2 separate regions of the Mus musculus genome follow, and region 2 is linked to region 1. A link is a loop called in an ENCODE intact Hi-C map of the cell type or tissue named here. Cell type or tissue: left cerebral cortex. All regions are shown on one strand. Links, peaks and the distances in the headings refer to the core of each region. The heading gives the core; the rest is flanking DNA. Region 1 holds the start of Gm40981 (a long non-coding RNA gene). Region 2 overlaps Fancc (Fanconi anemia, complementation group C).

The links. A loop is a pair of places that touch in the nucleus more often than their neighbours do. Peaks named below come from ENCODE experiments on the same cell type or tissue, not always from the same donor. Only the 100,000 strongest peaks of a DNase experiment are listed, where the experiment ranks them.
Region 2: a loop joins it to region 1, with 8 times the contacts of the local background. A loop is called at or near these places in 41 of 42 quality-filtered maps.

The regions. Positions count from the first base shown.
Region 1 is chr13:62,911,474-62,928,160 of GRCm38, forward strand. Gm40981 (a long non-coding RNA gene) reads right to left here and starts at 6,362. Exons shown (of 3, transcript XR_873589.1): 1 at 6,051-6,362; 2 at 1,622-1,748; 3 at 842-1,025. In left cerebral cortex, for the core only: CTCF peaks have their summits at 5,837 (motif pointing left) and 8,335 (motif pointing right); DNase peaks (open chromatin) are centred at 6,212, 6,435, 8,371 and 11,954.
Region 2 is chr13:63,329,029-63,337,028 of GRCm38, forward strand. It overlaps Fancc (Fanconi anemia, complementation group C), which reads right to left. Exons shown (of 15, transcript NM_007985.3): 9 at 2,813-2,865; 10 at 1,493-1,592. Among named protein-coding and RNA genes, the nearest start is that of Mir3074-1, 32 kb to the left of the region's middle. In left cerebral cortex, for the core only: CTCF peaks have their summits at 2,554, 3,767 (motif pointing left) and 6,925 (motif pointing left); DNase peaks (open chromatin) are centred at 1,376, 2,564, 3,753, 6,909 and 1 more place; H3K27ac peaks cover 2,898 bases.

The DNA.
Region 1 (16,687 bases), core at 4,833-12,832:
ACACACACACACACACACACACACAAGCAGAAGAAAGGAGACTAGGAAGAGGGAAGAGAAAGGAAAGGGCATTAGTATATTAATTAATATATTATGATATATAATTACTACATATGAATTAATATAATACTTCATGTGTTTGGAAGGGATTGTCTTTATGAAACCCATCACCGCATACAATGAGCAGTAGACCAGTAAACAAAGCAGCTCAGAGGGAATCCTCTGCCTATGCTGCAGGTATTCCAGGGGAAGCTTTGGGGGTGTAACCCTGTTCCTCATCCTTATCCACCCTGCTCAGCTAACACCTCGGCCCCATGTGCTGCTGTGGTGGAGCAGATAGCGCATTGGTGCCTCCCTGGTTTCTGCACCATGAGGAATCTACCATTCACTCCTGAAGAACAGTGGGGAACCCTGAATGGGGAACTGGATGGCTCACCTGTTCTTAGGCTCTGGCGAAACACATGATGGCAAAATGGAGACGTGGGTGACAGCAATGAAGACATTGAGCAAATAATCCACAAAGCATTGTTAAACTACGAACAAAGATGAGCTTGGAAACTCATTACAAAAGGCAAAGAAATTTAACATACCCTGAGGATATTTATATAGGGAGTACTGTGAAGCTTTGAAAGGCCATGCTTGGTTTAGGTTACATATGGAGTTTATATAGGAGCCAAACTTGGGTCTGCAGGAGCAGCAAGTGCTCTTGACCACTGAGCCTCCCCTCCAGCTTCCTCAACAACAAGGGAAGAAGTAAAACTATCAGAGTTTGCAGATCATGTGATTTGTTTGTAGGCAATCCCAGGGAATATGCCTGGTTAGGATGATGAGAAGTAGTGAGCAAGTCCAGCAAGTTTGCAGAATACTAAGTCAAAACCAAAAATGTTATTCTACATTTTAGAAATGAACACACACACACACACACACACACACACACACACACACACACACAGCATATGACTCCAGATAATCGGCACAGGTGAATCCGTGGAACCATATAGCAGGTCGACAGACAGCATCAGACTCTGAAAGCAGAAGGAGTAGCATGACTGCTGATGGCTGGATATGGGCTTCTCACTTAAGAAATGGAAATATGTAAAATCAAATTGTGAGAATGGCTGTCTCATCACACTCTCACAAGGTGAGTTTTGTCATATGAAAATTATATTTCAATTATCCTTCTTCTCCAAGACAAAACTGCTAATTAAAGCCACAAAACCAAATATAGGTAAATGCGTTGAATTTTTGCAAAGCTGAATTTGCAATTTAAGCTTATACGCTAACTAACTCTGTTTTCTAGGTCTGGCATCTCCTATTTTTATTTTTGTAGCTCCTCACTGTGTTGTCCAAGCAGCACTGCCCTGATTCACAATCCTTGACTTGATCATGCTTGCTCTGCCTTCTCTCGGAGCTCCCCAGGGAGTGTAAAATCACCTGTGGGAATACTGTGTGCCTCGTTACATTACCTGAGCTTCGTGAATTGTGGTATTAATTTAGAGCTGGATTTTTGTGGCCTGACAAAGCTCATCTTGTGAAGTGCTTGCCTTACAGGCATAGGACATGAGTTTGATCCCAGAAATATGTAAAATAAAAAAAGCCAAGGGTGGTGGTTTGCACTTACAATCCTGCACTGGGCAGGAGGCGGGAGCTGGTGGATCCTTGAGGCTGGCTAGTCAGCTTAGCCTACTTGGTGAGTTCCAGGTGGTTGAGAGATCCTGCCCAACTCTCACCCCACAAACAGACAGTACCTGAAAAAAAAAAAAAAACAAACACATGAGATCGTCCTCTGGCTTCCACACACACACATGCACATATGCACATATATACACCTGCACTAACACCCAAGTCAACTAATTGCCTGATTAGCTCATAATGATAGATTTTCTTTGTAGTCTTCTTTCTGACAAAAAGTGACCATATTCTTACTCATACTCATCTCTCCCAATGATTCTTAAATATTTTTCTACCCTGACCTTGAAGTCAAACTGTCATATCTTTAACTGGCCACAGGTGATCCTAGCCACTCCCCAGCACTCCATATGCATATATACTTTCTAGATCCAATCATGGATCTTACCCTCTCATTTCCCATGTCCATCATGAAAACAGCTCGAGTCCTCACAACTTCCTAGAGTCTGGAACGTATTTCACCTTCAGCGGGGTTCTCTGAGGCTGCTGCAGTTGGCATTTCCATGCATGGTGAGGAGAGTGGGCTGTAGCAACGTGGCAAACCCAGGGCTTAGACTTCCATTGTCCTTGACATTGGGACCTGAGATCTCTGGGAAAACATCAGTTCTTCCCTGTTCTATTTTTTCCCACCAGCCATGAAGGTCTATGCTGTAAGGCTAAGGACTGAGCTAATAGATACTGACCATTGATAGGGTCTTCCCTTAGTTCTTCCTTGATAATGATGTCGTACCAATTGGTCCTTCCATTTCCATGGTTCTCAGACTTTGGCATCCTCTGAATCCCTTGACAGCTTGGTAAAACACAAATACTGGGCCTCACTCCACATCTGACTCAGTAGGTCTGGGGAGGGACCAGAGTATTTGCATTTCTGAGGGATTTCCAAGTGATGCAGATGATGCCGGTCCTGGGGCCTCATCTTGAGAACAAGTGGTCCAAGCTCTCTCTACTAGGCTTATCCCTGTAGGCAGTACTTCCGTTCATTCTATACCCCAAGGGTAACCTGCTGACATCCACTTTTCTTATAATCAGACTGAGTCTGTGGATGGAGTCTCCGTTCTCTTTGTCTTTGCTTCATAGCTTACTCAACATAGATGGAGGCGGTGAAGCTCATTACATACAGACTGGCCAAAACACTCACCCTGAGTTCAAATCCTTGCCCTGCCAGTAACTAACATGAACCTGGGCACACTACTCAACCTTTCCAAGGTCAGCTGTGCTACCTTGGAAAACCTAGATGGTAAGAATTGCTGTCTTATGAGGCTATTGTGATTTATTAGGTGATACAAGAAATGGCGGGACTTAGAACAGCCAAGTAGACACTGGTTCCCTACGAAGTATTCCTATGACTGCTTCCTGTTCTCCATGACTACAGAGTGCATGCTCCCTCTGGATCTTTATGCACAGAATCTCCTTTGCAGAATATGTTTCCCTTACTACTAAACCATTCTGATTCTTCTGTTACATAGACACTGTGACAATAACTAGATGACTCTTTTTGAACACACACACACACACACACAGAGAGAGAGAGAGAGAGAGAGAGAGAGAGAGAGACTTTGTTTATGAGATTTCCCAGTGTGGGGACAGTTGGCCAGGTCCTAAGCCAGGTCCTAAGTTGCCTCATCATGAGTAGAACTGAGGAATACTTGAGACAGAAAAGCAGTATAATTTGAAGTTTGGGAGCTAGGGTTAGAGGTGAAGTCATTTGCAGTTCACATGTATAATCAGACTCCATAAATCTTCACAGGAGTCAGTTAGGAAGTGGTAACATCAGCGTGACCTGAGTGAGGAGTTTTGGCCCTTTAATGTAAAAAGGAACACCTGCACTGGCCTGAATGAAGAGTCTATGATGTGAACAGAAGCATTCTTCATATCACTAAAAAGTAATTATGATAGTTTGAATGAGAAATGTCCCACAGAAGCTTGGGTGTCTGAACACTTGGTCCCCAGTTGGTGATGCTATTTTGGGAAGTTATGGAACCTTTAGGAGGTGCAATCTTGTTGAAGTCTATCACTGGGGTGCTAGGGCTGGGCTCCTTCTTCTCCTTCTCACCTCCCTCTTCCTTTCCTTCTCCCTCCCCCCCTTTTGCTTCCCATTACTTGTGTTGGAGGGGGATCATGGAGCCTACAGAAAAACCAGTTACTATACTTTCCCTAAAGAAGTATAATTCCCAGAGCTAAATTCCCAATGCTTATATCCATAGACAAGTGTAGTCCTTGCCCCTCATCAAGTAAGTCTCCTTTTGCAGCAGATAGAGATCATAACAGAAATCTACAACTAGTTGTCTTAGTTAGGGTTACCATTGCTATGATAAAACACTGGGACCAAAGCACCTTGAGGAGGAAAGGGTTTATTTGGTGACCTACAGCTCCACATGACTGTTCATCATCAAAGAAAGTCAGGATAGGAACTCAAACAAGACCGAAATCTGATGGCAGGAGCTGATGCACAAGCCACAGGTGGATGCTGCTTCTTGGCTTGCTCCTCATGGCTTTCTCAGCCTGTTTATAGAATCCAAGTGCAGGGATTGCACCACTCACAATGGATTGGGCCCACCCACATCATTCACTAATTAAGAAAATGTCCTACAGCTGGAGCTTATGGAGGCCTTTCCTCAACTGAGGTTCCCTCCCTTCAGATGACTCTAGCTTATATCAAATTGTCATAAAACAAGCTAGCACACTGATCAAAAGGAAGAGAACAATTAATCAACTGGTCACGAACCTCAACTGATATACCTACAAACCTACACCTGCTACACCTAAGGCTTAGAAATCTTCCCAGGAGAGGGGGAAAAAAAACCAAAAAACCAAAAAACAAAAAACAAAACAAAACAAAAAAAACCCTGTGAGATCCAGAAGATTAATTCATCTGCCATGAAATAATGTATTCTATAAATGACAGGGAGCTGCACACATGGAAATTTAACAACATGGTCACCTAAACAGGACTGGTATAATGACACCTCTTGACATTCCAACACAGCTAAGGAAAACCTCACAAGCCCCATCCCTAGATGGAGATCTATGGGCAATTAATGGCTGCTGAAGAGAAGAGAATCAGCCTTTTCTAGGGATGATCATCCTGATAGACGATTATCCAATCCCAGTGCTCAGCCCTAAACACATATTCATACGAGCAAACTAAACAGACTCAGTAGGTTATGCACACACCAAAAACTAACGAAGAAGAGGTCATGAAAGAAGAGAGGGGATGTGAAGCAGAAGCTTAAAGGTCCTTTGGAAAGTCGGTTGTGTTGGATGATGTTTTGCTGGGGCAAACACCTGAAGGAGTGTTTTCCTGAAGAGGATACAGGTGAAAGGCTAAGGCACATTTGTGAAGGAATGTTTCTCTGAAGCAGACACAGGAGAAAGGATGTTCTGCTAAAGCAAACGCGTGAAAGGACACGTGATGAAGGAGTCTCCACTCATGGAACTCATGTATTAGTCCACCTTACATCGCGTAGTTGAGTTGCATTTGTCTGGACTCCACCGAGAGAAACACATCAAAAAACTTCTGGTGGTATGCTGCAGATTCTTGCCACTTTCATGGACTCTGGCTGATTGGCAGAGTGATGTCAGCTGAGGCAGACATCTGGTGAGGCAAGACCCGTGGAGGACACGGGATGTTTGGAGGGAGTATAAACAGCCCAACAGACTGTGAAGGAGGCTGAGCTTGGCTAGCTTACAGAGCTAGTTCTGTAACACTTGTGAGTCTCGCATCTTTGCTGATCTTTACTTCCCCGAAAGAGACACAGCAGAGAACTTCTCCTGGCATCCCTCCAGGTTCCTCCTGTTGACTAGTGCCAAGGCTGAGGCCTGGCTGTCTCTCCTAGGTAGTGCCACCACTGCACCTGTGAACTGAGTTGCTGATGTCCAGGCAACACAGATGGGTGTTGCTCCAAAGAACCAGTTCTAAACACATCTGCTTCCCCTGTAACCTTTTCTTTTCAACTACCTCTGGTGGGTGGTGGACTAAAAGGGAGGTTAAAGTCTTTAAGAACCATCATTAAAAATAACGTTTGAGGTCTGGAGAGATGGCTCAGCGGTTAAGAGCACCGACTGCTCTTCCAGAGGTGCTGAGTTCAAATCCCAGCAACCACACAGTGACTCACAAACATCCGTAATGAGATCTGATGCCCTCTTCTGGTGTGTCTGAAGACAGCTACAAGTGTACTTATATATAATAAATAAATCTTTTAAAAAAAATAAGGTTTGAAAAAAATTAAAGTTCCAGGAATGGGGTGTCCACAGCAGGAATTGAAGAGGGAGAGGGATGGATGGGAATTATATAATTACAGTATAGAAGTCTGAAATTCTCAAAAATAATAATAAAATAAATATTTTAGAAGAGTACTTACTGCTTGTGTAGAGGATCCAGACTCTAATCCCAGCACCCACTCAGTGGCTCACAGCTGTCTGTGACTACAGTTCCAGGGGATTTGAGCTGTCTCTGGACTTTACAGGCACCATGCTGACTTCAGTCAGCCCACAAAGGAGGTCTGTAATTTAGTTGCTTGTGGCAGAAAATCGAAATGAGACTGAGAAACCACAAGCTGTTCCTTGTTGAATATACAACCCAGAAGTAAGGAACACTTAGCTACCTCAGAGGTGTATCTTACAGGGACACACAGACAGGACCAAGTCAGGCAGATCAATGTCACCTCTGTCATAGAGTTAGGGCTTTACTGAAGGACTCCTCCTTGGGGAGGGGTCACTGAGCCTATGCTGTGCTGTTACTCTCAGTGGCTCTTTGCCATGTCCCAGACAGTATGGCCTTGTGCTGTGTCTTGCCTCCTGGTGTTTTGGCTCTTCTCCAGGGTCTTGGTTTTTCCCTCTGCAATGGAAAATCAACACTTTAATTCTAGCTTGGGCTCTCCCTTCTAGAAGACCTGGGTTTAAAACAGTGATTTTTTTTTTTTTTTTTACTTTCCCAGTTAGTAAAATGTATAGAAATGGTTTGTTGGGTCATGAAGAAAACAATTAGCATAATAACATACTCAGAAAAGCTGTATCCAAACACAGATAATGATCTAGGAAGGTCTGTGAATCCAGAATGTGAGTCTGTGTAGATCAAATAAGTACTCATGCCACCTGAGAAACAAAACAAAAAAAAAAAGATGTAGGCCTCAGTTCCTAGTACGTGGTTCAGGGAAACTTTATCAAACTCCTGTCTTATTCACACACACACATACAGCCCCACAGGGTCTATTAGAACAATTCAGGTTTTTTTTAAACAAGCACAAAAGGAAGGTTTGTACTCTGTAATGTTCCTAAAACCCTGACAACATCATGCAAACTTCCACTTGTAGTCAAAACATATAACTTGTTTTGCTGTGGGGATCTTATTTTTAAAAAAAGCTGAAATTTATGCACATTATATCTAAAGTATTCACAAAATAAATTTCCTTTATAAAACATTTCTATGGCCATCGTATAAAAACAGTGGCTTTCAATGTTGGAAGGCCATTTCTACCACACATGCATGAACAGGTCTTTGGGTGAAAAGGCCTGTGTCTAAAGTATGAATCCTTATACATGCCAGCCTGGGTTATATGGAGCAAGTCACCACACTGGGGACCATCTTTGCAGAGCAAGGCAAAGATAACATGGTTGAGTTTCCTTTGTAGCATGGCACACAGAGTAGGTATCTTCTGAGGTCATAGCAAGATGGAAAGAGATGGACTAGACAAAGCATCCCCTTCATCCGCCTAGCCTTGAAGAACACTTTGGGAAATGCTAAGGCACATGAGTGAGGGAGAGATACCATCAGTTTGTCACTGCTGATTTAAGAAGCTATGCTATCAATGGATGGACCTGGAGGGCATCATCCTGAGTGAGGTAACCCAATCACAAAGGAACTCGCACAATATGTACTCACTGATAAGTGGATATTAGCCCAGAAACTTAGGATACCCAAGATATAAGATACAATTTGCTAAACACATGAAATTCAAGAAGAACGAAGACCAAAGTGTGGACACTTTGCCCCTTCTTAGAAATGGGAACAAAACACCCATGGAAGGAGTTACAGAAACAAAATTTGGAACTGTGACGAAAGGATGGACCATCTAGTGATTGCCATATGCAGGGATCCATCCCATAATCAGCTTCCAAACGCTGACACCATTGCATACACTAGCAAGATTTTGCTGAAAGGACCCAGATATAACTGTCTCTTGTGAGACTATGCCGGGGCCTAGCAAACACAGAAGTGGATGATCACAATCAGCTATTGGATGGATCACAGGGCCCCCAATGGAGGAGCTAGAGAAATTACCCAAGGAGCTAAAGGGAACTGCAACCCTATAGGTGGAACAACAATATGAACTAACCAGTACCCCGGAGCTCTTGTCTCTAGCTGCATATGTATCAAAAAATGGCCTAGTCGGCCATCACTACAAAGAGAGGCCCATTGGACTTGCAAACTTTATATGCCCCAGTACAGGGGAACCCCAGGGCCAAAAAGGGGAGTGGGTGGGTAGGGGATTGGGGGGGTGGGTATGGGGGACTTTTGGGATAGCATTGAAAATGTAAACGAGGAAAATACCTAATAAAAAAATAAATTAAAAAAAAAAAAAAAGAAGCTATGCTATCAGACGATTTGTGCACATGGCTGCCGATGTGCTAGCCACAAGGGGGCGCTCCTGGGTAAGACACCTAGCTGGCCTCCCACAACAAAAAAAACCCAGCAAGGATCTTAACTCGGTATTTGGAAAAATGAATAAAACTGCATGTAAGGAACCCAGTTCCAGGCAATCTGTCATCAGTGTGTAGCAGTAAGAAAAACAAGCAGAATGTACACGGCCTCTGTCTTCACAAAATGAATGTAGACAGCTGGGAAGTTTGCTGTAAAGGAGGGTAATTTCAGAAAAGACTGTATTGTTGGTTGTAGGAAGTTTGCTCAAGTGACATCATACAATAAAATGTTCAGTACTTTGAAAGGCCTGATAAGTCAATAACTTTAGGTCCAAACTATTACTAATAGTTTGCTTATTCAAGGTCTGCGCAGATAGCCAAGATGTACTCCAAACAGCTCAGCCTTGTAGAGCGAGAACTTCACCAGAGTTAGGTGGGTTTTTTTCCTTTGCTTTTTGGTAAAAGGATCAACGACACGTTGTGGGGCATATGTAACACTGGTGCCCAAATATTGCAAGGGATTACGAAGAAAATACATCCAGGGATAGACACAAATCAAGAACAGATTGAGCTAGGCATGGTTTAAGCCACCCTTAAACAGATTAAGCAGGGCTCACACCTATAAATCCAGCACCTGGGAGACAAAAGCAAGATGATTTGTGCAGTTTCAAGGCCAGCCTGTCTAGATGGTGAGTTCTAGGCTAGCCAACAAGACCTTGTCTCGAAAAATAGATAATAGACAGACAAGACCCCCATCTGTTCATCCCATCTCTCTAGCTTCAGCGGCCCAACATACTGCTTTTGAACAGGATTCTATCAATACCTTAATGATCAGGGTGCCAGGAGATGCCATGAGGGGGAAATCTTGCCCGAATCTCTTAAAATTTATGATAAAGTCACCAAATACCTGCCACTCACAAGCCCTGTGCTGTTCTAAATCACGACAAATAAAAGAAAATCAAATGGGGACCTTTACCTATTGACTTGATTCATAGCCAGATATCTTAAACCTTCACACACACACTAAAATTGCAAAAACATTAACCCTGCCACCAGCATGAAAAAGATGTCCCTACCCTAGCTCCATGTTCATTTGACTGGCAAGTTTTATGATGATCCAAATGTGATCACATTTAGTAGGAATATTTAACTTCAATATGTATATATATTACACATTGTAATGTGCTTAGCAGGTCATAAGCCAAGGAGCATAGCCTTTTATTAACCAATATTTTATTTAAATTGTGGTAATCTTTTCAACGTTCCTGAAATTGCCAATTGTTCCCACGTAAACTGTCACACATATAGAAAATAGTTCCAGGACTATCATTATTAGAGGTCGTGCTTTTCTCCTGGCTTCTCTTGGCCATGTGTGGAGGACTAGAACACCTGCAGTCTTGAAGCTACCTGGGGTCACTTGTTTTATTCCCAAACCCTAGACCTAGTTCTGAACATGAGTTTTTAAAACTTAGGGTTCAGATGATGAATTTCCATACAAATATAAAGCTAAGAGTCATTAATCAGAGGCTTGGTGGGCAGCAGCAGCTTTGAAGGTTTGGCTGGTGATGCAGGAAATCCCATAGCACAGGGTTATTCTCCCCTGCCCCCCCCCCGAAACTCTCCATAAGAAATACATTTATAACGCAGAATAGTGATGTATATGTGTATGTGTATAAATACACACACAGGAAACCAACCAAAGTTGCCCAAAATCGAAACTTTTCTCTCCCTGTCAAATATGCTTTCGTGTTTCTCTTATTTTTTTCATTCTGCTCATCTTCCAAAAAAAAAAAAAAAAAAAAAAAAAAAGGTTTGAGAGGCAGGGGAGATGGCTTAGCATTGAAAAGTGCTTGTGACTCTTACAGAGGACCAGGGTTCAGTTTCTAGCACTTACATGACAGCTCACATCCTCTGCAACTCCAGTTCCAGGGGATCTGATAACCTCTTCTGGCCTCCACAGGCATCCAGCATGCACACGGGACACAGACATATGCACAGGCAAACACCCGTACACCTAGAGTAAAATAAAAATACCTTAAGAAAAATGTCACTCAGGTGTAGAGTAGACCAGTGGGTTGATTCTAGAGATGAGAATGGAATGGGGAAGATGGAAGGGTGGCTGGGTGAGAGAAGAGTTCTGCATCTTGATTATATGTGGCCGGAATGACTATGTAAATATGTGCATGAGAGGAAATCTCTCTCTCTCTCTCTCTCTCTCTCTCTCTCTCTCTCTCTCTCTCTCACACGCATGCACGCACGCACGCGCTCACATGGAGGAGGTCAGGTAAAGTTGTGATTCTACAGCATTTAATTTGTATCAGGTCAGTTTCCAAACTCGAAAACTGCAGTATAGTTACAGAATGTGTTGACATGGGAGGTGGGCGTGTCATGGATGATACCCACTGACCTCTGCCTTTCTCCCCCACTTTTTTTCCTCTTCATCCAAAGCAAAGCTGGAATTTATTAAAAATAGTTTTCATTTTGAGTGTTTTAGGATTTTGTTACATTGTACTGTATTTTTGCTTGGTCTGTTTTTGGACTTTTGATAAAAGGATCCTCTATTCGGTAGCACTGACTATCCTGGAAATCACTATGTAGATCAGGTTGACTTCATACTCACATAGATCCACCTACCTCTGCTTCCCTAACACTGGGAGGCATAACCCTCCACACCCAGCTTTCTTGTTATTGTTTGAGATATTGTTGTTTGTTTTTACTTTGTGGGTGTGTTTGTTTGTTTGTTTGTTTTTAGACAGGGTCTCACTAGGTAGCCCAAAGTTTTCCTCAAACTCTAGATCACACATACATGGTAATGTTTCATGAGTAGGTTCCATTACATGTAGTGTGGTTTTTTTTTTTTTTTTTTGCAATGTCGTTTAATATCACTTAGAATGGCACCTCAAAGTCACAACACGTAGGTTAATTCAAAATGCACTTCACCAGGGCTGGAGTCTGGACTGATAGCAGTTGTGACTGCATGAACTGACTTCATGGCAGCCAGCATTGCAGCTGCTTGAGCTCTGCAAGCTCAGACCTGCTTACTCCAGTGAAGTTGGAAAAGGCTCATGTGGAGTAGACAAACTTGTTTTCCTCCCTATTGTGCACCCCTGACCCATCCCACCCCATTTCGTATTAGTATATAACAACACTACACAATTACATCATTTACACACACAGAGACACAGACCACAAAATAGACACACACACAATAGACACACACAGAAGACACACACACAATAGATTCACTTAGACACATACACACTAGACACACACACAAAAGGCACACACACACACACACACACACACACACACAATAGATTCACACAAACACTGACACACACGCAATAGACATACACATTAGACACATACACAACAGGCACACACACAGCAGGCACACACACACACAAATTGTAAAAGGGTGGAATTCTCCTTCCATTCCCCCAAGACTTGATAAAATCAAATGGTTTCCTCAGTTGGCCTGAGCCTGTGAGCAGCTAGTAGAAAGTTAAGCTCCTGGTACTCACGTGACTTTTGCAATCTCTAGAGATGTGTATTTTAAGCAGGCTTTCCAGCAATTCTTATGCACATGGACTTACTGGGAAGCTTGGAAACACTTACTAAAGCAGGATGCGTGAGAACATAAGGTGACAAGGCCGCCGGAAGCTGGTTTTAAACGCTCCGTTGTGCAAACGATTCCAGAGGGAAGCTTTCTTTTCAGCTTACGTGTCTTTAAGCCATTTTGATGTCAACAGAAGCCAAATTCCCTGCCTTTTATGACAAAGGCATTGATGACTCAGTTTCCCCCAAGCACGAGGGTGGAAAGACCAGCACTCTCCCTTCCCACCAGCACTTCTGTGCGGCATCGTTTCTTCTTGGATGGAAGTGATTTTTCATTAGCGTAAATGGATGCATATTTTATAAACATGGACCATGTGTTTCATATTCCATTCATGTTTATTTACACATCCTGTAAACACATGTATACAAAGCCACATGGACATTTCAGGGGGAGTGCATGGAACACTACGCATGGATAAATACCACACTTGACGGGTGTTCCCTTGGGTGGTAAATCAGCCACCACCCAAAGATTTTCATTTACCTTCTTACTACCTCTGTGGGGGTTGGGGGGTGGGGCTGCCCTATAGGAACTCAGACATTCAGATTTTCCTTTCTCTCCTTCAGATGTCCAGGCTCTGATTTATTGAAAAAATTACTAATAAAGTATCAATTTTGATCTCTACTAAGTCAATATTGTAACTAAAATGTCACCTTGGTCTTGGGAAAAGAGGCCTAAGGTCAGGGAGGCTCTTCTCAGAGCGCATTCTCGGGCAAACCACATGGAAACTAGAGGGAAAGTTAAAAGTGCTTCCAGTGCAGTTGGAATGGAAAGAGATGAGTGGAACGCCTTGCAAGGAGAGGGAAGGCAGATCTGTAGGAAAAGGACAAAGGGCCTGCCACCCAGAGATTTTATCCATTGATGCTTTCAGGGAGTCTGGCATGAGCCTTGGGTAAAACTGTACCCTAGCTTCTGAGGCCAACACAGAGAGAAAGAATTATGTACATTCCACTCGCCCTGTTGGGTTCAACTCCACCCTTGGTTACAGGCTGCTCTGTGTGGCTCAAAACTCAGAGTAGGTGTTTGAGATGATGGGAAATAGTTAACCAGATTTATTCCTGGGAGTTTGCCTTTTCAGCTCTGGAAGTCGGAAAGGCACAGCTATTTGTGTTTCCTGTCATCGGTGTGTCCTTTAGCTTTGCGGGCATTTCAGGTTCCCGGCTCTTCTTCTGGTTCCTTCTTAACTAAGCAGTAATAAACAGTTTTAGGATTGCTTTCTAAAATGTTGACATCTGGAAGTGTGGTATGTGCATGTGTGTATGTACAGCTGTGAACCCACAGAGACTAGAGGAGGACTTGGGGTATCCTATCCCACCACTTACTGCCTTGTGTCCTTGATATGGTCTCTCTGGTGAACCTGGAACTAACCTGGTAGCCAGGAAACACCAGTGATAATGAGCCTCCTGCTTACAGCTCCATTGTGCTGGGATCACAGGCGCACATGGCCACGCCCAGGCTCTTAACATGGTTGCTAGGATGGTAACTTATGTCTTCATGCTTGCACAGCAAGCAGCCCACATGTGAAAGCTTTGAACTGCTTCTTTGAGAATATGCCTCATTTCCCTAAGTCCTTACCTACCCTTTCAATACCTCTAAAGCCCCAGGTTTTGAACTTAATGAGACCTTAAATGGGCTTGGTGAGGTTATTACTGCCTCTAAGTAAACCTCACAGCTCCTTCATTCAACATGGAAGACCTTGGCTATATATATATTGGGTCATTTTCAAATGACGTATAGGAGTCAGACTTATACAGAGCAGGGAGAGACAGAAGGGTAGTGATAGGCAGTCTTACTTTACCTTTTAAAATACTGTGTATCTTCTGAGGCTCTCTCAAGACTGAAATAGGCCCAAGTGTTTTCTCTCGGTTGAAAACAACCAGTTAACGATGACCATGTGTCTCAGAACTAAGTAAAAAAAAAAAAAAATGTTTTAACTAGGTGCTTGATAGAAGCCAAAAAGCAAAAGACAGTCAGGTAGAAATTGCACACCCCAACATTCTCTTTGACCTATGTCCTCCTTTCTTTAAATTTAAGGATTTTTCTATGAGGCTGAAGGCGAACACACTAGGCACCTAGATCGGACACACTAGGTAACTAGATCGGACACACTATGTGCCTAGATCTGAGCACTCACCTCTCTGACAGGTACACACCAAGAGCTCACACTTATCCTCACCCAAAGCCTATGCAGTTGGTATCTCACTCTTCACTGCAGAAGACAACACACATTCCATCCACAAACAACCAATTACTAGCTCAAGGTTAAAGCATTTAGTAGCTTAAACAGGATTTGAACCGAAAGCATGTGTAGTTTACAGGGGTCCGCCAAAGCCACATCCTACCCAGAGCCTCAGATTGAGATGTCATTTGGAAACAATCTTCATAAATGTGCCACTGCATTCTGCAGTGAGATAGCCCCTAGCTCAAGAGACAGTGTCTTTGGAGGAGCCACTGATACACAGAGACACCACCTGATGGAGGGAAATGCAACAATTACAGCGACTAAGATTGTTGGTCACCCATAGACTAGACAAAAAACAGATTCTCCTTAGTCTTCAGAGAACATGACTTTTTGGACAATTTGATTTCAGACTCCAGAACCATCAGTGAATTTCTGTCACTCTAAGCTACCCACTCCATGATCCCAAGGAATGTGTCCTAAAACCAGGTTATTCTAGGAATTTTGGAAAACAAATGGAACTTACCAAATGCTCACAGCCCTGTGTTCCAGGACCAGTCACTATAAACTATGAATGTTTACGTTTTCTCCCATTATTTTTGACATCCATCCTATTAAATTCTGTTTCAAAAGAGAGGCTGGAAACATGGCTCAGCTGGTAAAAGACTTGCCTAATATACCCAAAGCCCTGGGTTTGATTTCCAAAACCTCACAAACATAGCACGATGGTGCATGCAATGCTAGTATTGGAGAAATGGAGACAGCTGACTAGATGTTCAATGTCATTCTCAGCTACATAGTGAGTTCAAGGTCAGCTTCGCACTTCTTGAGATTCTATCTTAAAACAAGAAAATAGTAATCCCTTATGCGTTTTCTCTCTTGGTTGGTGTGCAGTAAGAATGTTTTTAATTTTCTGCATATGACTCTTTAAATGGTCACCATCATCCTGATTTTAGCTCCTTGAAAACAGAGCAGGTGGAGACCATAACCTATGCTCTTTGGTTTGGAACCCTGAGGCTAATGACACAGCTGGCCATGGAGAAATCCCCAGGAGGTGGCAGTATGGGTCATGAAACCACCAATCCACACAAAACCCCTGAATTACAAGCCAGTGACTCCTCTGGTACAACCAGCAAACCTGGGCCTTTCTACACAGCACTGGAAACAGCAGCCAGATCATGAGAGAGAGAGAGAGAGAGAGAGAGAGAGAGAGAGAGAGAGAGAGAGCGAGCATGTGAGGTGATTGTTTTCCAACCTTGTGTGGTCTTTTATTCTTGTTAAAGAGGAAAGCCTTGAATTAAAATGCTAACCTTCATTTAAAGAAAGCTATGGCTCAGACCTTGGAGATGTTTGTTAGCGATTTCAACATGTCAATATCACCTCGCTATCCTGTCTTCTGTTGGTCTAAGAGTTCCAGGCAGAAACCTCTTAGTGTCAGTATTATTTAGATTTATGAACAATAGTGAGGACCAAAATAGAGAGATCACAGAAGGATGGAAGAAATGGCACATGGGCTCTTTTTAATCCCTTCAAGTTCATGATCCTCTTGGCCTCTGTCTTCAGAATGCTAAGGTCACAGATACACTCACTATGCACCACAATCTATTTCTTCAGTGCTCACTGGCTCCATGAGCCTCAGGTTCCCTTAACTCTCTAACCGCAAGAATCTTCATTTGTTTTAGCTTTGTTGTTTGCTTTGTTTTGTATGTATAGCATGTCACCTTGATTCGCAATGTTGTATGTAGCACAGCTCAGGAGAGAAAGTGACTTAAAAAACTACAAAGTAGAAGTTGTACTTCAGAAATACTGTTTCCATAAGTGTAGTCTAGGTGTGAGTGACTCTTAAGCACCATTGGATTATAGTTACCCACTGTGCCTGTTAAAATGTGGCTTGGTAAGGTCTGCCCTGGGGTTTCTGGTTCAGTAAGTCAAGGGTGGGGCAGAAAATCTGCAGTTGAAACCTACTCCCAGTGCTACTGTCACTGTGATCGATAAGGACCTCAGAGAGTTGCTTAATGGAGCTATGTCAGGACAAGTTGGTACTTGGGACACAAAATTTAGGAGTGTTGTTGTTGGGAAATGCTGTCCTAGTCTTCCTCTCCTGGGTGTTGTCATAGATGATGTCATCATACTAATCATGTCATTTCCAGCAGAGACAGTAGTTTCTTTTTAATTGTGTGTATGAATGTGTCTCTGTGTGGGTATGTGTGTGTGAATGGGAATGCCTGGAAGGCCAGAGATTTGATTCCTTGGACATGGAGTTACTGGCAGTTGTGCACCTCATGTGGGTGTTGGGGACTGAACTTGGGTCCTCTGTGAGAGCAGCAAAGCTATCTCTCCAGCCCCAGCATTTTCTGACTATGATGCCAGTTTCCCCCAATGATCTTCCCTAGTGGAAATGAATAATGATATCAACATAGTCTATAGGATACCTTTAAAGCCTAAAGAAAAGCTCAGTAAAGGCCAGGCCCCTGACTCAGAAAACTACAGGACATGGTTGTGTCTGGGATATCCCTGGGATTTCAACCCCTTGCCAATATTCATTTCTCTGTAGTATTCAG
Region 2 (8,000 bases), core at 1-8,000, 410 kb after region 1:
GACAGCATCATGACCGGGCATAAAGTGTGCACCTGAGTCAGGGGGAGTGAGCCAGTCATACACAGTTCAGTAGGTAGGTTGTCAGGGGCAGCATCAGGATGACAAAATAAATTATTACATGTGGATGTGAAGGCTTTGCAAAGTCAGGAGACGGCTGCTCCCCTGTGTAGAGTTAAAGGCAGCTGAATCCTTATCTTGCCTCAAGCCAGGGCCCAGTGTGTGTCACTCTCACCCCTAGACACATGTGGTCAGCAGACACTATCCTAAACTAAAGGCACCGTTACTCCAGTACCAAGACCAGCAGAGACTTAGGGCAAACCCGGAACAACACTCAAGTCAAGCTGAGGAAAAAGCTTCCTCCTGTCCTCAGTCCCAACTTGGGCATCCTGGGAATCCAAGGATGATGTTAGTTGAAGGCCGTTTGCTCCCTGGGGAACCAAGAGTATGTGAGAGAGGACAGCATACGCTTACAGCTGTGCTCACAACAGTGAGTACCAGCCAGTGCATTGGCCGAGGTTTCCTCCCAGATGCCAGGCTGCGTATGCTCCATCTATTTAACTTCTCCAGGGAAAGAGGGATGGTAAGAATAAACCATGCAGGTTTATAGTTGCCCTAGAAAGCAGAAACCCCTGCTAAAACCCGAGAGACCTCTACAGCCTTGGGCTGAGTAGGATTTTAGTAGGTTGAGCACCTGAGCTCTGCCCTTAGTCAAATGGCAGACAGCATCACAGGGAATGAGGCCACAACCCACAAGAAAGGTGTCTAGAACAGTACTACTCTGAGGAGGCAAGCATCACATAAGCATTAGCCCTGTGGCCATTGGTTACAGCAGCCAAAGCTGTAGATAGGAGAAGCTCCTGTGTATTTTGCCCTTGCAGTTGCTGTCCAACCTCTGCTGATGGGAACCTAGAGTCCTCTGGTCTACTGGAGGCATCTAACCTCCACTCATTCTTCAAATGCCTTCCTTTTCCCATCCCCCTGTCTCCTGAAGCTCTGCTGGGAATAAAGACAGTGATCACTGAGAGCGCCCAGTGTGCCATTCCTATAGTACATCCTGGGTAGACTCCATGTCTCTTATTGGCCACAAGGCCAAATGCAAACAGAAGGACAAACACAGAGGGCCAGGGGGAATTCTCCCCCTAGAGAGCTGGCCAATGTGAAGCCACACTCAGGCACAGCAGTGGGCAGATGGTTCTAGGAACAGGGCATGGGGAAGAAAGACAAACTCCTAAGTTATTTTTAGTGAAAATGTTTCATCTCCACAGGAGTGGTCTTTTGGAAGCTTTCTTTGTGAACAAGACTCCACTAACATTTCTGAAAACAAGGCTGGGAGCGTAGCCAGTGTCAGAGCATGCGCCTAACACGTGTGAGGCTGTGGGTGGTCTCCAACACCAGAAAAATAAAGATCCTTTCAGCTCGTTACCAAATGCCTGTAGCAGCAGTAGCCGGCTTCACTCTGAAGTGACTAAGCAGCATCCCCCGGGTGAGGTACCTGCTTGTTTTCTTTTTTCAGAGCTTCTACCAAGCACGATGTGAAAACCTGAAGAGCAGCTAGTACTTCTGGGGCTCCGTCAGTTTCCAGCAGCACAAACCTGAACAAAGCAAAGGGAGGTGACAGCACCCTGCTGCTCCACACACAATGCAAGCCCATTAGTTCATCAGACTGCAGCTCCTGAGTGAAGGCAGGAGGGAGCAGCCACCCTTCCAGCCTCTCTCATATGGCCTTCCCATGGGTACTTCGGTGTTCACAAACCAGACAGTGCTAGCAACAAGTGTTCTGCTTTTACCAGTGAGGACAGAGCTGCCTGGAGAGTGGAGATTCCAACACACACAGTCAGAATCACCAGAGTGGGGCTGTGGAATTAGATGTCCTTGGTTTAGTTTCCGTGCCCTTTTACACAACTAACTTTTCTTTTTGTTTAAAGAAAGAAATCTCAAACTTGATTATCCCGAAACAAAAACAATAACATGTCTTCTTATACCTGTGGCCATTTAAGTTAAGAGTTGGTATGTTTCAAGAGCAACACAAATGGTAAGGTATTGGTTGTAAAAATTCCTTTCCTGTGTTGGGGCTTGATGGCGCTTGCCTTTAATCCCAGCATTCAGGAGGCAGAGGCAGAGGCAGGTGGGTCTCTGAGTTTAAGGCCACAAACAAACAAACAAACACTCCTTTTCTAGGTCTGGAGAAATGGCTCAGTGGTTAAGAGCACTTGCTGGTTTTTCAGACCACTTGAATTCCATTGCCAGCATCCGTATCAGGCAGCTCACAACCTTCCGTAACTAGCTCCTGGGTCCAACACCTCTGACCTTAGTGTATCTATAGGAATCCATAGGTGCCAACTCTCATGACTTCGGAGCAGAGCCAACTGGTGTGTTACACACTTCTTGTTACTGGTCCTTTAAACAAAGCACAAGTTCCTAGGACCTAGTCTTTCAAATAAAAACACCATTCTGCTGAAATGTGGCGTTTCCTCTGTCTTTCAGAGAGTTCTTTCTGTTCAAAATAGTTTTGTGCCTTTTGGCTTTCTTTAGGTCTGTGACAAAGCCCAGCCAGCCCTCATGTGGTGAAGGGCTGTACTGCATCTTTACTTGGAGCTGGGACAAACGCTGCATGGATATTTCAGTACCCAAATGAATCCCACTTCTCTACCTCATTTGAGTATAAACAGGTTAAAGAATGCCACCACACTCCGGAGGCTGTCTTTTCAATGCACAGCAACTTCTGAGTTTTCACCCCTAACTACCAAGAGCGCAAACCTCTACGTTCCCACACCAGCCAGAGACCAACTGTTCCCAAAGACAGTATATTTACCTGAACATTTCATCAACAATTCTGAAGATGGCAGGTTGGCAGGCTGCTTGAGGCTATAAAAAGAAAAGACCATGAAACAGAGAAATACAAGAGGAACCTATCAATAACAACTTTGGATTATTAGGCAAACGAGAAGTTTGGGGCTGCTCCAGAAAAGTGACACATTCCATTAGGTTAAGAAAAGAAAAAGTACTTGGTACCCAGAAAAACCCATAAAATGCCAGCAGTGGTTCTCTCTGAGCATGGGCTGTGGGCAAACTTTATTTACTTATTTTGTATTCCTGTTATATACCACATTTTCTATAGTAAGCCTGTATGTAAGAATAAGTTTCATGAGTGGTTAAGAAGCACTTTATGACAACAGGACTCAGGCCCTACTCAGCAGCACACTCCACCTGCTGACCTTCACCATCCACCTCCCCACCATCCTCGTCCCATAGTTGGTAATGAGCACCTAAGAATCAGGTGGCCACCACTATTGGGTACAGTTAGCAGTTAATGGAAAGTACAGCCACGTGACACCCGGTGAAAGCTCCCCAATCTTTTCTAGAATACCCTGTCAGTAGGATTTAATGGTTTCAGTCTATAGAAACTGGCTTCCTGAGGCCTAGGAAGAGCCTGCTTACTTATATTTTTAGTCAGAGCTTAAAACTTGAGTTTATGATAGATTTTTTTAAAAAGCCTATTTGTATTATAAAACATTTCACAATGGCATCCAGAGATAAGTAGGCCAGGCTCCAATAAAGGGAATTTCTGGAGTAATTTTGTGTTTGCTATGACTAGCTTTGGGAAACATTTTTTTTCTAGCCACCTTGGATCCTGTGCATCACTTTTCTGACTTTTCTGAACCACCCTGAAGAAAGTTGAGTGTTTCTTTGGCTTTCCCACTTAATAGTTAATTCTGCCATGGCAGCTTAACTTGCAACATGGAGTATGTGCCATCTAGTGGCCATACATGACCATTACAGGCTGCCACACAAATGATGGGAGGCTGTCCTTTTCATCAAAGACATTTATGATTTGCACGCTAATGCTTTCTCCTTTTCAAATAAAGCAACCCATGATCTCTAACCCTTTGTCAACGTACATCTTTCTCCAAATGAAGCAAACCTAAAATCCTCATAAACTTGTTACCTACTTAAGAAATTAACAACAGAAGAATGGCAGGTTATTTCATGGCTTTGATCTCCAAAAGTCATTTAATCTGCCTGCTTCTCAGCCTCACTGTAAATACTAACAGTTGTTCATGCACTTGGACACAGGCCCAGAGAACACTGAAAGAGTTTCTATGTGTTCATAATGGAAAAATCCAAACAGAAAAAAAATCAAATTGGATCTCGTAAAGAAATACAACTCAGCTAAGTTTGCCAGAACAATTCTGTTCTATGTAGGAATGCACCTCCTAACAACAAAATCTGAAGACCCCCACCACAGCCACACACCCGCAGGCACAGACACAGAGCTGAATGTGCACTGAAGGAAAATCAGACCAGAACTTGATGCAGGTAAGGAAAACCATTTTCTTTTATTCCAAATGGCTTAACTACCCTACCCTAGCCACTGAAGACTTGAGAATCATGTGGTCTGATAACATGGATTTCTAAACAGTAAAGAAGAGAAGACTTAAGAAGTAACTGGGTGGCTACCAAAACCACAAGAGGATGCAAGAAAGGATGTTCTGACCTAATTTGTCAAAAAGAAAGCTGTATGGGCTTTGCTTCAATGCAGTGGTTTCCTTCTGAACAACTGAGCTGGTGATTCCAACCCAAACAAGCCACAGAATCCACCTATTCTCTGCATGGGCTGGATCTATATGTCGAGGCCTTCCTTTGTAAGGACTTCAGATTAGTGGCTTCTCCCACGTCCATAAACTACTTTAGATTCTAAAACAGGAAGAGATGAGCAGGCAGGGTACCTGCGAAAGTAGCCATGACAAGGGTTAATGTTTAGCCCCTCCTTACCACTTGTAAGAACCTCTTTCTCCTCTCCAGTCTTCACTGGAGTTGTCCCAGGACTTAATTTCAGTGTCAGTAAGTTGTTTCATAAAGACCGAAGTATTCACAAGTCCCTATGACACAGTTAAAGCTGATTTTCTCATCAGAATTAAAGCTTTACTGCATGGTTCTCTGGAAGCCAAATCCCACCTCTTACAGAATCCTTTCAAGGAGGAGGCGAATGTTTAAGCCCTCTGCACAGTGTTTCACTGCCCAGGTGGGACACCATAGGTTCCTCTGCATTCTAGGGCTCTACAGCCATGCTCTGAAACAGAGTATCTGTTGTCATTATATTGCCTACCAAAATGGGTGGGGGGAGCTGTCTCAGGTTCCATCTGCTCATCTGTTTTTCTCCATCCCACCAAAATCTGTTCCTTCTCAAACTCTCCTCCATCTGGCCTAACAATCTTCATGGAGAGATTCCTTCACTCCAGGGAAACCATGTCACCAAGAGATGCCAGGAGCACTTCTATCTCCCTTTCTTGTCCACCCTCACCCCTGACTTTCAATAAGCCTTGGAGGATAAACAGATGATGATGATGCCCACAACAACCTGTGGCCTCCTTACCTTACCAGAATGTTATCTGATAAGACACTTTCCTCTGGTTCCCCTCTGCCCGGGATGGCCTATTTCCATCCTTCAACAAAACTCAGGAAGATGAGTCAACACGGACAGTACAGAGTATCGAGAAGAGAGGTGAGGGTGGCGGAGAGAACTGTTGACTCTCTAGTTCACCCATGAAGCTTTCTAGCCTGCTCCTTTCATCCCAGGGGACCAGAGATTACTATAAACCACCTGCCACTCCAAAGAGGCTGAGAACACACAGCACATTTCTCAGGGAGATGGCACACTTTTTCTATCAATTGTTTTCAGACTCTCTCCCTTTCTCTCTCCCTCCCCCCCCCCCTCCCCGGGTGTGTACATGTGTTTGACAGGGGGGAGGGGACAGAGAGATGGGGGAGAGAACTAGAAAAGGTATTCATAAGGTGATTATCAGAGAAAAGTGAATGCCTCTCCTAAAAAGACAACGGAGGGTTAGGAAGAATAAAGCCCCCAGGTCTTCTAGGTCAGAGAACCAAGAAGGAAACAACAGATTCTCGAGTGACCGCTCAAGTCCGGGACAGATTCCCCTTTCTAGGCTGAGTTTAAGGTTGTTTGATGTTTACTCAGAAAATGGTCATTTGAGAAAATCAGCAGAGAAGTTTTCCCTCCAGTTTGCCCACCAGAGCATCGGCCCATCTCCCATGGAGCCAGCTCACCCTACTCTTCTGGCAAGAGACGGCCCTCTTTGTCCACAGATATGAGTTAAAAGGCAACTACAGTCACTACAGAGCCACAAATACATACAAATCCAAACAAAACCAAAGAAAGGCCTCTTCTGAATGAAGAGCCACATAGCCTTCATGGTGAACTCCTTTGAGTTAAAAAAGTGATTTGGCTTTAGAAAAAAATCTACTTATATATATATAAAAAAAGCCATTCACATCTATAATGTAATTATAAAAATGACTATTTTTATAAATACATACTTTCCTTATGGCATTTTCTTTTCTATTTTTAAAACGTTAAACATAAAACTAAACAACCCTTTCACGTTTTAGAATCTATTTTGTTTTAAAAGATTCAGGTTTCTTACAACAAATTTGAGCTTTCTTTTTAATCTTTACCAGATGTTGTTTATACTACAAGCAATTTTTTTCAGTACCCCATAATGCAATTATTGTTTAATTAGTGATAAATCTGTCATTCTTGGGCTTAAAAACCTTAACAAGTACCAAATGTCCTCTTATGTTGTAAGTTTACATGAGGTCTCAGTGTCAAGCAGAGGAGTGGGGGGTGTAAGTTACAGGATGTCCAGCTTTGCACACTGGACAAATACCTCCAGGTCTAGTCTCCGTATGTCTATGCTCAAAAGCAGTTTCTTGGGTCTCACTGCTCCTCAACCTGGCCTCTGAATAGGAAGAACTGCCATGGTCCACTATTTCTTGTGGTCTGTCTGTGATCCTTCTCCCATTCATCTCCCAGGAGCTACAAAGCCTGGAACCCCATGAGTGAAGATTACCCTGCGCCCTGGGTTTTCATTGGAGATAATGCTGGAGTGTCTGGTGCCCCCCTGAGGTTAACACTGGAAAGTGCAGTCCAGACCAAAGCCCCACCACACTTGTCTAGTTAACCAAGACTAAGCCATCCACTCCAGCTCTGGTTTAACTGCATGTACCACATTAGAGTTCAGGCAAGAAGTACACTAATGAAAATGCGGGGAAAGAAAATGCTAAAACATTAGAGAAACAAATCCAACAATGTTGAGGACAGGAGTAATTCTTTGGCTGTATTTTAGCAATGGGATTTTTCAGGGAAGTTTCTCCTTGTGAAGCTGCGGTGACTGCCCTCTTAAGAATGAGGACACTTCCTGGCCAACAGGAGGAACACACTGAGCTGTCTGAGGCTGGCATAGACAAAGACACTTTTTACTGAGCTACCAACTCTTCCAGGTAACAGTCTCTGACTTAAGACCCTGCCTCCTGCCTCCCATGCAACTACTCTTTGGGGTAGCTCTCCCAGGCCCAACTGCGGTGGCTGCCAGCAGGCGGATCAGCCCGTGAAGGAGTGCAAGGGAGGGCATGGGAACCAGGGTGCTCCTGGCTCTGGCACGTAGCACAGTGTAGCAGCCAAGCGCAGGCCACCCCACCACCCAGCTGGCCCTTTTCACTCAAATAGGGAACCCAAACAATAGCCTTCTGGGCTCCACACACAGAGCTGTAACGAGAAAACAGCCTCCTTGATACAAGCTCAGCCTGGGCACAGAGCACAGTGCCAAAAGGGAGGCATAATTAGCAAGTGGCTTTCAATACTTCTCCTGACGTCAATTTTTAAGGTCAGGTCTAAGGTTAAGGATTATGGTGTCCTGGTGACTGCTCTCTCAAAGGAAACACAAGACCGTCTGTTTTGGAACTTTTAGTCTGCATAGTAAATGACAAACTGGGGTTAATACCCTGATCTATTTGGGGCCACCAACTGTGGCAGGCAGCCATGATATTGGGGACAATCTAAGGTAGAGAAGCCAAAGATTGAACCTTAAACACAAACCGGTTTGAGAATGTATTTTTATTTCACAGGCTCACACATGTGCCTGCACACACATCTTGTTTGGAATTAAGGTGACTAGTCTCTTATCTTATTCATTCATTGCCTT